Regions from separate parts of the Mus musculus genome. Here region 2 is linked to region 1. The links are chromatin loops, found by intact Hi-C in ENCODE. Cell type or tissue: gastrocnemius. All regions are shown on one strand. Links, peaks and the distances in the headings refer to the core of each region. The heading gives the core; the rest is flanking DNA.

What was found. Peaks named below come from ENCODE experiments on the same cell type or tissue, not always from the same donor. Only the 100,000 strongest peaks of a DNase experiment are listed, where the experiment ranks them.
Region 2: it touches region 1 in a loop (4-fold over the local background); 23 of 42 quality-filtered maps call a loop at or near these places.

What each region holds. Positions count from the first base shown.
Region 1 is chr14:32,583,911-32,589,292 of GRCm38, forward strand. No RefSeq gene overlaps it. Among named protein-coding and RNA genes, the nearest start is that of Prrxl1, 13 kb to the right of the region's middle. In gastrocnemius, for the core only: a CTCF peak has its summit at 3,293 (motif pointing left); DNase peaks (open chromatin) are centred at 1,949 and 3,292.
Region 2 is chr14:32,523,787-32,529,168 of GRCm38, forward strand. It overlaps Ercc6 (excision repair cross-complementing rodent repair deficiency, complementation group 6), which reads left to right. Exons shown (of 21, transcript NM_001081221.2): 5 at 2,363-3,092. Among named protein-coding and RNA genes, the nearest start is that of Ercc6, 13 kb to the left of the region's middle. In gastrocnemius, for the core only: a CTCF peak has its summit at 2,748 (motif pointing right); DNase peaks (open chromatin) are centred at 2,413 and 2,716; H3K27ac peaks cover 215 bases.

The DNA.
Region 1 (5,382 bases), core at 263-5,262:
CCCAGAGCCGGCTTTTCCGCTATTGGGCTAGATCCTCCCAAATCAGTGATTACTCACTACATGTTCACTAGCTGGTCTCATGGAGGCAAGCCCTCTTGTAAGGTTCTTCTTCCCAGGTACCTCTAGTCTGTACCGAATTGACTAAGACTAACCAGCACAGTTGCTATTGTACAAAGATGGGGAAACCGAGGCACAGGTCACACAGTGAGACACGGCTCCTTAATGCTACAATAATTGTGTCCAGCAATGCTGACCCCTGGGCTTCCATTTTGGAGAATGGCATATTGGGCAGCACAGGAAGGTCTTCTGCACCACTGATGCATAAATACATTAGGGTCTTGTTTCCATCACAAATGTGCACAGGCTTGGGTCTGCTAAAGCCAGGAGCCATGACTCGCTGTTCAGTTTGCCTAAAGAACTGGCTGCCTTGAAAGGCTTTTCATTTGCCTCTTTCTACCTGATTTATTTAATTAACATGTGATAATTATCATAGCTATGGGGTGCAGTTGTGGCTACTTGGTACATAGCGTATGCAGATCAATTTAGAGTATTTAATGGTTCCCCTTTACTTGGGAAGCTGTGAGCTCGTCCTTTCTACCTGTTTTGTAAACTTCCTCATGAATTATGAGCTGATGTCACATCACAGTGTTACCCACCGCGCACTGAACCGTGTTTCTCTTACACAGCTATATTCTGGTGCCGGTTACCAGCCTCCGCCTATCCCTCTCACCCCTCCAGCCTCAGGTAACTGCTACTATTCTGCTCTCTGCCTCGGTGACATCAGACGTGTGACATTCGCGGGTGGATGAGCACATCAGCTCTTGATTTTCGGTACCCGGCTTATTTCACTAAACAAAACCTGCCAGTTCTGTCTGCCTGTGCAGCCACCAACACTAGGCTTTCCCGCTTTCTCATACTCCTCTTCTGCATGCACAACTTTAAAAGAAAATTTAATGGAGGTCCAACCGCTCCTAGAGGGCACTTTTCTCTTACGTCACTAGGACCAGCACTGTCCCTCCATTATTCTGTGGCTTACCTGCCTCACCTACCGTCTGTGAGGCCTGCAGGTTCCTAGGCTCCCAGCCACCAGTGTACCCTGAGAGAGGTATTTTTATTCCATAGTAAACACCCAACCACACAAAGAGGACAGCCTTATTAGCTCCTACATAGGCTCCTATCGCCCACTGCAGAGGTGCCCTGGCAGATACTTGGGCATATCTGCCAGGATGTGATGACAGCTTATAGATTCAATAGCTAGAAACATGTGTAATAGCCCCTTGACTGTTATTAGGAGTCAGGTAGGTCCCCTGGTTGGCTAAGCCTCCTCCAAGTTTTCATGAGCCAGAAAATCCACACAGGGAGGTTGACTCTTCTTCTGGAACTTGGGATCTCTAGGATCAGCAGTGAGTGACATTTCAGAGTCCAGTGTCACCTGTGCCCTACACTTCTCCAGGGTCTATCCACTTTTTATGCAGCTGGTACAGCCCCCTCCCCAAATCTCACTACATGGCAGATGCCAAAAGGGGTTCCCACCTCCAATGTGCCCCTCATTAAACAACAGGCTGCTAACAGTGGGTAAAGTCTCAAAAGAGGCTGTGAGCGAAGGCAAGCCGACATGCTGGGTGATTGCAGGGCCAGCCTGTGTGGTTTATTTGTATGCATTGATCCCTTAGGACCTGTTGGGTTTCTGGATGTCCGCAAATGTCAGAAATCCACAGATGTTCAAGTCCTTTACATACAACAGAGTAATGAATACCCAACCAAAAAATAGGGTGATGTTCTGCAAAAGAAGCCAAAGAGGGAGGGGCAGTATATGATAGACTACACAGGTAACTTTCTGATTTTACTGTCAAAGTGGTCTACAGCCCCTGTGAATATGGCCAACAGCTCCGGGCACCTGGCCCTTGGGAAACTTCCATTGTCCCTGGGCTCCCGGTGACTCTCCAGAAGGGCAGCCATCCGGCCAGGGTGGCAGGCTCAGCGCCAAAGGCAAAAGAATGAATAAATGATGTGATTTCTGGGCAGAGCCAGCCAGAATTACAGTTAATGAAACCTGAATCTTGAGGCTTGAATCACCAGGGACCCTGCCTGGTCCCTCCCCATTGGCCGTGGCCCTGGAGGTGTCTGTGAGCATCTTTTTGTCTATTTTCATTATAGCTCATTGAGCACAGAAAATGAAACTACAACTATATTTGGTCTGTTTATTCTAGGCATTGTAAGGAAATGAGGTTGAAGACAGGACTCAAGGTTGGCGGGGTCACCAGGAATGTGCCTGTGTACTGCGAAGGCATGCTGGGTTCTCCTGATATTTCAAAAAGCCACACTCAAATGCAGATGGCACTGTAGGTTTTGGCAACATCTAGGGGTTGGGAGAAATGAGGCTTGCTAGCTCAGTGGCACACAAGATTTCTGCATACAGAATCGGTAAGTTCTGGGGCGTTATGAACAGCCTGATGACTGTAGGTTAAACATTGTGTCACATGCTTGCAATTTAAGAACTGCCTGTACCATAAGCATGCTAACCATTTTTACAAAAAAAGAGTGTGTTGCAGCTGGCACGCCACTAAAGAGAAGAACCCTCAGTTTGAACCCACGACATGTGTGAAAGAATCCCCAAGGAGGAAATCAAATCAGGAAAACAGCCATGGCAGGGCGGAAGGCAAGGGTCCAGGAGATCATTTGGAGCTCAGGCAGGGTCAATGCCAGAGTTTTGAAGGCCGGTCATGGGTAATCTTTGGATAGAATAGTGGCAGGGTGGGAAGGCCACAGTAGGGCTGTTCGGCTGGGTGGGAATGGGAACAGGGAAGGTCTTTACTCCGATTGCCCCAGGAGACACAGTGTGAGGTCGTGTTCCGTGCTCTCCGCTCCTTCCCCCCTCGAACAAGGAGAGAAGACTTGATTTCATTAACTTGTGCAAGTGTGATACTCTTTCAGACCCCGGAACCCTTGTGAAGTGAGGGGACAAGACACACATATGTGCCAAGACACATAGACAGAAAAGAAGAAGTAGTGTCTAGGTCTTTTAGGGAGAGGAATCAACTCTATACACCTGCCCAGTTGTCTGTCCTTCCGTCCATCCATCCATCCATCCATCCATCCATCCATCCACTCACTCATCCACCCACCCTCCCTCCAATCATCAGACATTAGCAGGTTTTCTGACCTTTACTCTGTGCCAGGGCCCACACAGGAGGCAGGAATACCTCCATAAACACAACTCCTGCCTTGTTCTGATGTGGCTGCTGCACTAAGAAAAAGACATTGCTCCTGTTTGCAGTTTGGTGCCATCTAGTGGCAGCTGGTGGTATCGGATGAAACAGATGGGTGTTGATTCTGGGCTGGGTGACTCCTTCACTTCTGACTGCAGTGTTTCTCTTGGTTGATTCGCGCCTTTCTCTAGGTCTCCTCTGGTCACATGGGGTGGGGAAAATGACGGGGATGCAGAAATCGCTGTCTGCCTTAGCTCTTGTGCTTTCCTGATAGGGCTGCCTAGATTACTGCCCCCGCCCCCACTCTTTTTGGCAATAGCTGTGTTCTGAATTAACATTTTGTGAAGTTTACAGAACTGCCTAGTTACCCAAGAACTCTGGCCGCCTGAGGGAGCCTTCTTTAGGACGGTAGGCAGAGAGCCCCATCTGCTGGTAACAGCCCCTTGGACCTAGGGAAGTCAGGGAGGGCTCAGAGGCCCACTGTGTACTCTGTGCTGTTTGACTCTGATGGAGAAGTGGCCTAGGCAGGCTCCAATCTCCTTTGACATTCGACCTTGGGAATGTCTTTGACCCCATGCTTGTCTCCGGAGCCTTCAACCTCCCCTGAGAGGTCTTTGGCTTTGCACTGCTGATTGACTGGTCCTCCCCAGTCAGCTTTTGGTTGTCGGGGGTGGGGTGAGGTTGGAGGTGGGGTTCGGCAGCTTCCATCTGGACCCCTGGCCTCTGTTAATCTGTCTGCCTATCTGTATTTGGGCACATGCAAGCCAGGGCATAGTTTCCAAGATTCTCTACCAATACGGTGTGTGGTCATCGGTGTGGCTGACGGGATGAAAACAGAGATGATGACTCCAGGGCCTGGAAAGTGTGTTCTTTAAGGATGGTTCTGCCCTTTGGAGCCTCTTCCCCATCTCGCTAGGAGTTAGAATGTACACTGGGGTGAACTCTTAGACAGCATGGATCTGACATTCTCACGGGCAGAGCAGAGGTGACCTTGACATGTACTTCAGAGGGTCAAAAACGGCTGCTTCAGCCACAGCCACTATTATGGCCTCTGTTACATGCAGGTGGATATATATCCTACCTACACAAACATTTTCAGACAGCAGAGAGCGATCGGCACTGTGTGTGGGGTGAGTTCCTGCACAGGGGTAGCGAGTGATAGAGCTTGGTGTACTGTGCAGTTGTTCCATGTTGTAGATGTGACCCTAGTGCAGTATAAGACAGAGCCAGTCCCGACTCCAGCCAAACCACAGGGCATCTTCTCTGCTGAACAGAAGAGGTAGCTTCCCTTCCTTCCACCGACTCTCCAGTGCCCCTGTCCCCTTCTCAGCAATCTCCCTACTCAAAGAACAAAGGCGGGAGGACCAAGGTAGGTGCTCCCGGAGGACCGAGGCAGGTGCTCCCGGCGAGGCGATGGCTGAGAGAAGAGGACATGAATCACTCAGATACAGCTGGGTGTAGCACAGGCACTACCAGGTGGCGGTCGCGTTAAGTGACTGGGGAGTAAGAAATGCTGGAAGAGAGCTGACAGAAAGTGGGAGGGGAGGGCGGGAGGAGAGAGAATGGCGGGAAATGAGGAGAGGAGAGGCTTTACTTCATGTGGAAGGGCTATCTGCGTCGTGTGCCTTTGCCCTCTTTGGGAACAGGAGGTACTAACTAGCCCCTGCCACTATGGGAGATCATTTCCCATTTCCTAGAGTACTTCCTCTTCCTGGATGGGAGTCACTTCTCACTTTCACACAAGTCATTCTCAGAAAGTTAAGATGAGCCCGGAGCTGGGAAGCAGCCGTGGGGACCTTGACCATGAGGTGCCAGAGTCATCTTCCCACTGCAGGCTGTGGGTGGGGAAGGAGCACCTGAGATGGCTTATGGGGTGGACTGAACTGCGCAGGGTGTCCCTTTGTTTGTGAACTCAGTGTCCTTTAGGCCGCCCAAGGCATCACTTTGTGACTATCCCAAAGTCCCCAGGAACTATTAGCAGCAAGTGCAGGAAAGAGAAGATTGGTTGAAGGTCTGTCTTCATTACATGGGCGTATTAAAGTCTCAACTTAGCCCAGGGAGAGAGGGGAGGGCACGGGGCAGGACTGCAGGGAGGCACGGCAGCCACAGGCTTTGTGTTTCCATTCTCTGAGACTAGAGGCCAACCTACTTCCAAAGAATTACGTGGAGACCG
Region 2 (5,382 bases), core at 96-5,095, 60 kb before region 1:
TTTATGATGCAGTAAAAAACTAGAAGAAAGGTTAAGACATAGACTAAGAACAAAATTTTGGACACAACAGCAGTTGTCCATAAGGCACGGATTTGAAAGGCCTTCTGTTTTCACTGGAAATCATTGAAGTCATGGAATGGCAAGAATGTGGGCTAGTTTGAATTCTTAAACACTACTGAAACTTAAGCTAGTGCCACTTCTCAAATCTTTTCAGCAGTGTCTGCTAAACCTTAGCATACTAAAGAATCAGATATCTGTTATTACCAAATGATATATACCAGAGTATTCATAGTAGCCCAAGCCTAGAAACCACCCAAACTATGTTAATAGTAGAAAGAGAAAACGGTATAACCACAGGATATTAGTAACAGTCAGTTAATGAATTTCAATCCATTTGAACATTAAATCAGTATGGATTTCATGCTGAATACCAGGCATAGCAGGCAGACAGGAACACAGAGCCAGGCATGAGTCATTCTTAGAGTCAGGCCTGTCAGTGTCTCAGGGGAGGCTGGAGGCTGAGAAGGTGGCAGAGAGGGTGTGCTGAGAACACTAGTTCTTGATTTCTATTACTTGATCTGGATGCTGAAGTAGAACTATAGATTCTTGAAGCTTTTTTTCTGACTAGTCATTGGGGCTTATGATTTATATACTCTGATGTATATTTTATTTCAATGCAAGGTTAGTGGAAAACTGACTGGTGACATTGGCCTGGTAGGTCTTTTGTTTCTGATTACATGATAAAGTATTTTGCTGGAGGTCAGCTTCAGTTAGGGGGAGAGGTATTTCTGGATGACTATATTTGACATATCTTCATATTTAGTATAGCTTTTCAAGTTATTCACATCACACCCCTAGCATGGTATCATCCAGTGTGTGTGTGTGTGTGTGTATGCATGTGTATGCATGTATGAATGCATCGCATGTGTGCATGCAGAGACCAGAAGAGGATATGAGGAATTTTCCTCTGCCATTCTGTGCCTCATTTCTTGAGAACAGGGTTTCTCACTGAACCTTGGGCTTGTTGTCGGCTAGGCTGGCTAGCCAGTGAGCCTGGGGGATCTGCTTGCCTCTTCTCTAATGTTGGGGTTACAGCACTGTGGTCATTCCTGGCTTTCCAGGAACTGAGAATTTAAACTTTGGTAGGTCCTTGTGTTTTTAGAGCAAACCCTCTTCCCAGCTCTCCGATGGACCTGTCCGCATTGAGAAGAACTCACTCGCTGTCTTTGTTGTTCCTTGTGCTGGCATTGCGTTCCAGCTGAGGAATTTAGTTTTCCCATTCTGAAGTGAACCAGGCATGTCCAGCTGTGACCTGAGGGGCACATGTATCCCCGGATAGCTATGAATGCAGCCCCATTAGATGACAGTGTCTTGTAGCAATGCCAAAAGGTTAAGCAGTCAGATACTAGTGACGGGTTGTGACCATGCAGGAAGTGCAGTACTTTCTGTCTTTTTAGATAGGCATGCTGACTCCTTAGATGAACTAAGGTCCATCTGAATGTCTGGCAAAGTAATGACATAGGATGTGGGGGATCACTTGTCATGGCTTACTTCTTAACTGATGATCAAACATAGATTGTCTGTTTATAACCAATAATGTGTAGATAAGCCTGCCTTTGTACAGAAAGTATGGCTATAATGTGATACATTTTTATTCACATTCAAAGTTAGACAAAAGAACAAATGAATATATAGTAGGTAAACATTTTGTGTACTTATGGGGTATCATGTGATATTTCAACGCATATATATTCTGTAGTGTGTAAATTGGGTTAAACATATCCATCTTCTCAAACATTTATCGTTTCTTTAGTGGTGTAAAACATAAAACCTTATTCCAGCTATTGAAACAACACAATCTGTCACTACTATGTATACTCCTCCTTCTTTGGAATGGTACCACAGACGTCCCCTTCTGTTAACTGTGACTTGGTACCACGGATCAGCCTTCTCTTTCCTCCCTGATGTTCTTCTCAGCTCTCAGTAGTCCCATCCTACTCTCAGCATTGTGAAGATCAGCTTGTCTAAATCCCACCTGTGAGGGAGAGCACACAGCACTTGTCTTTCTAAGCCTGGCTTGTTTCTCTTCACATAATCTTTAGTTCGGTGCAGTTGCAGGTGTAGAATTTCATCCTTTAAAAGTAGCTGCACAGTGTTTGTATACCACATTATACAGTGTCACATATTGGGGAAAAGTTACTGAGAATATAGTACACATGGGTTGTAAACTTTGCTCTGCTTCAGTCACTACTGATTTGTTTCATGAGTTCCTGGAAATTCTTACCACCTGTGAGAGAGTGATTGCTTTCCCTTGTGCTCTTTGAGAGTTTTACTCGAGTCTTCATTGTTGCTTCCCTTTCAGAGCCAGGGCCATCATGTCTTGGCAGTATGCTCATGCCTGCCCAGGAGACCGCCTGGGAGGAGCTTATCCGCACTGGCCAGATGACACCGTTTGGTACCCCAGCCCCTCAGAAACAGGAGAAAAAGCCCAGAAAAATAATGCTGAATGAAGCATCAGGCTTTGAAAAATATTTGGCAGAGCAAGCACAACTTTCGTTTGAAAGGAAGAAACAAGCTGCTACTAAAAGAACAGCTAAAAAAGCTATAGTCATATCCGAGTCAAGCCGAGCAGCAATTGAAACCAAGGCAGACCAGAGAAGCCAAGTGCTCTCTCAGACAGACAAGCGCCTGAAGAAGCACAGCAGGAAACTCCAGAGGAGGGCGCTGCAGTTCCAGGGCAAAGTGGGATTGCCGAGCGGGAAGAAACCTTTGGAGCCTGAGGTGAGGCCAGAGGCCGAGGGAGACACTGAGGGTGAGGAGTCTGGGTCCTCTCCCACCGATGGGGAGGAGGAGGAAGAACAAGAGGAGGAGGAAGGGGTAGCCAGCCTGTCTTCTGATGACGTTAGCTATGAGCTGAAGCCTCTTCGGAAGAGGCAGAAATACCAGAAGAAAGTCCCAGTTCAGGAGATCGACGATGACTTCTTTCCAAGTTCTGAGGAGGAAGATGAAGCTATGGAAGGAAGAGGAGGAGGCCGAAAGGTAGCCAGGCGCCAAGACGATGGAGATGAGGATTATTATAAGCAGCGGTTAAGGTTAGTGTGTACGGGGGGTAGGGGGTGGGGGGTGAGAGGTGGGGGCTCTGCTGCTTACGGGAGGCCACCCTAAAGATCTTAGCATTTTAGATCCCTAGGTCCCCTAGCTGTGAGACGCTGGACTTGCTGCCTTAGCCCACAAGAACCTGGACATGGAGTCCTTAGTGGAGCTGGCCCCAAAGGTTTCAGTCTTTATTCTAATTGAGAGGCAAGTCTGGACTGAGGAGCTAGGGGAAGGCTGGGCCAGAGCTGAGAGGGCTGACACTAGCTGCGTGTCTGGTACTCAGAGTTGTCGCCCTGCAGCAAGCGTCAGGAAGGGAAGTGTCTTCCACATTGGGTTTTTTCCTTGTGAGGTAGGATATTCACTTTAGAGAAATTTCCTTTAGAAAAAAGCTGAAACGCGTGTTTTAGCATATGAGAGAAGATGTTCTTTGCCAAATACCTCCTCCCTTGACTTTGAGAAAATAGTTGTCTACAGAATTACAGGCTGCTGTAATGCCGAGGGTACACTGTGCGCACAGCACACATCTCCTTGCCGCCCGCCATCTGCTAGTGCTGAGGCTGGGTTGGCTTTTACCATTAGGACTTTGTCAGCACTTGGTATGAGCTGAGGGGGAGATGAGCGTCTGTGGGGTTACAGTCAGCATCGCCGGGTGGGTTCTCTGAGATAGGAGAGCACTCCACATACCACAGGCACAGGGTTTCTACAGAGGTCAGAGGAGAAAAAGAACCAGGGCACCAGAGAAATATTACTATTGGGATGGCTTTGGCTAGTCCTCAACAGTGCTTTTATTTCTCGGTGAGGGGAAAGCTAGTTGATAGTGTTTCTAGAAGAGTTCCATGTGCCTTCCTGGGAAAGCTTGCCTATTGATTTTGTTTAGTTCAGAGCTGCTGTAACCCTAGTCCAAGCTCCAAGTACATTGCATAACTTATTCAGAGTTTCTTAAAGGTAACTCAAGGCCTAGTGCCACTGCCATTGTAGTAGCTCCTGTGGTAGTGCATAGAGAGGGAGGGGCCTATGCTGCTCATTTACCATCACGGCAAAGGTCAGTGTGCACACCTATAACTATACTGTTTGAGGAATACTGCTCAATACTCTTAAACAGTGAATACTGTCAGTCTTTACTGTAGGAAATTAATAAAAAAGTTAATCATAGCATATTGATTATAAATGGAGCAATATATAGTCTTCTCATTAAACTGAGTCAATATTAAATGTATTTTAAACATACCAATTTATTTTGATTGAATTTTAAATATGGGTACAGTTTAATTTCATGGCAATAAGTTTTTTTAATAATGTTAAGATTGTAAAACAATTTATTATTTCCAAAGCCATACCATAATCCATTTTTTGCTAAAGTTACAGTAAAATCTCAAATGAATTTCAGAAATACCAATAATTCTTAATTGCCACCAAAATATGATAGCTCTTAAAATTTTATAGCTAGTTATTAAGGCTGTTAAGCGGCAGATATACACATTGAAATGTTTATATTACATCTCCTTTGGTGCTCTTTCGATGGGGGGATGTTAAAAGAAAATAAAATGCTAAGGATTGAGAAACATTAATGTTTGAAATTTGTCATTCATGGAATTCTGTTATGTATGCTGTTGTTTGTAGACAGATGGCGTTGTAGTAGGAGTTCTTGGACTGAACAAGAACTTCAGGGTTGCTGACCACAGGATGACTTGAATCATCAGAATAAACCCAAAGTTTCCAGTGTAGGAAATATTGTTTTTAATTGTCTAAGGTTCTGGCTTACCTGCTCTAGAACTGGACAGCCATAGTTGAAACCCTCCCCATTCTGATTAGGCTCAAGCTCTCAGCTCAGTCTTGGATGTTCCCTTCCTGTGCATCTCTTATCCGATCCTCAGGCGGGACCTGGGATCCGCTATAGGTCAAATCTCTGAGTAGTCTTGAGCAGGAGCTATGCTTAGAAGCTGATGTTTGTGGGCTCTTGCTCTTGCTGGAGGGACACAGGTATCCTCTAGGACTGGCTTTTTTAACATGATGCTCATGCTCCAGACATCTCCAAGCTAAATAGACTTTCTGGCACTGATAATATGCCCCGTGCTTTGAATTATCTGTGTCCTGGCAAGACACAGATCCGATTGCCTAGTTAAGGCTGGATGCTAGGACAGAAAAGTAATCCTTTCCCAGCATGCTGGTCAAGCCAGCTGTACCTGTGCCTGGCGCTTGCTACCTGGGTGGTGGGTGCTCTTTCTGGTAAGGCGTCGGCGTCGGTAGCTGCTTGTTAGTGGGCATGAACAGATGTAGAACCTCAGT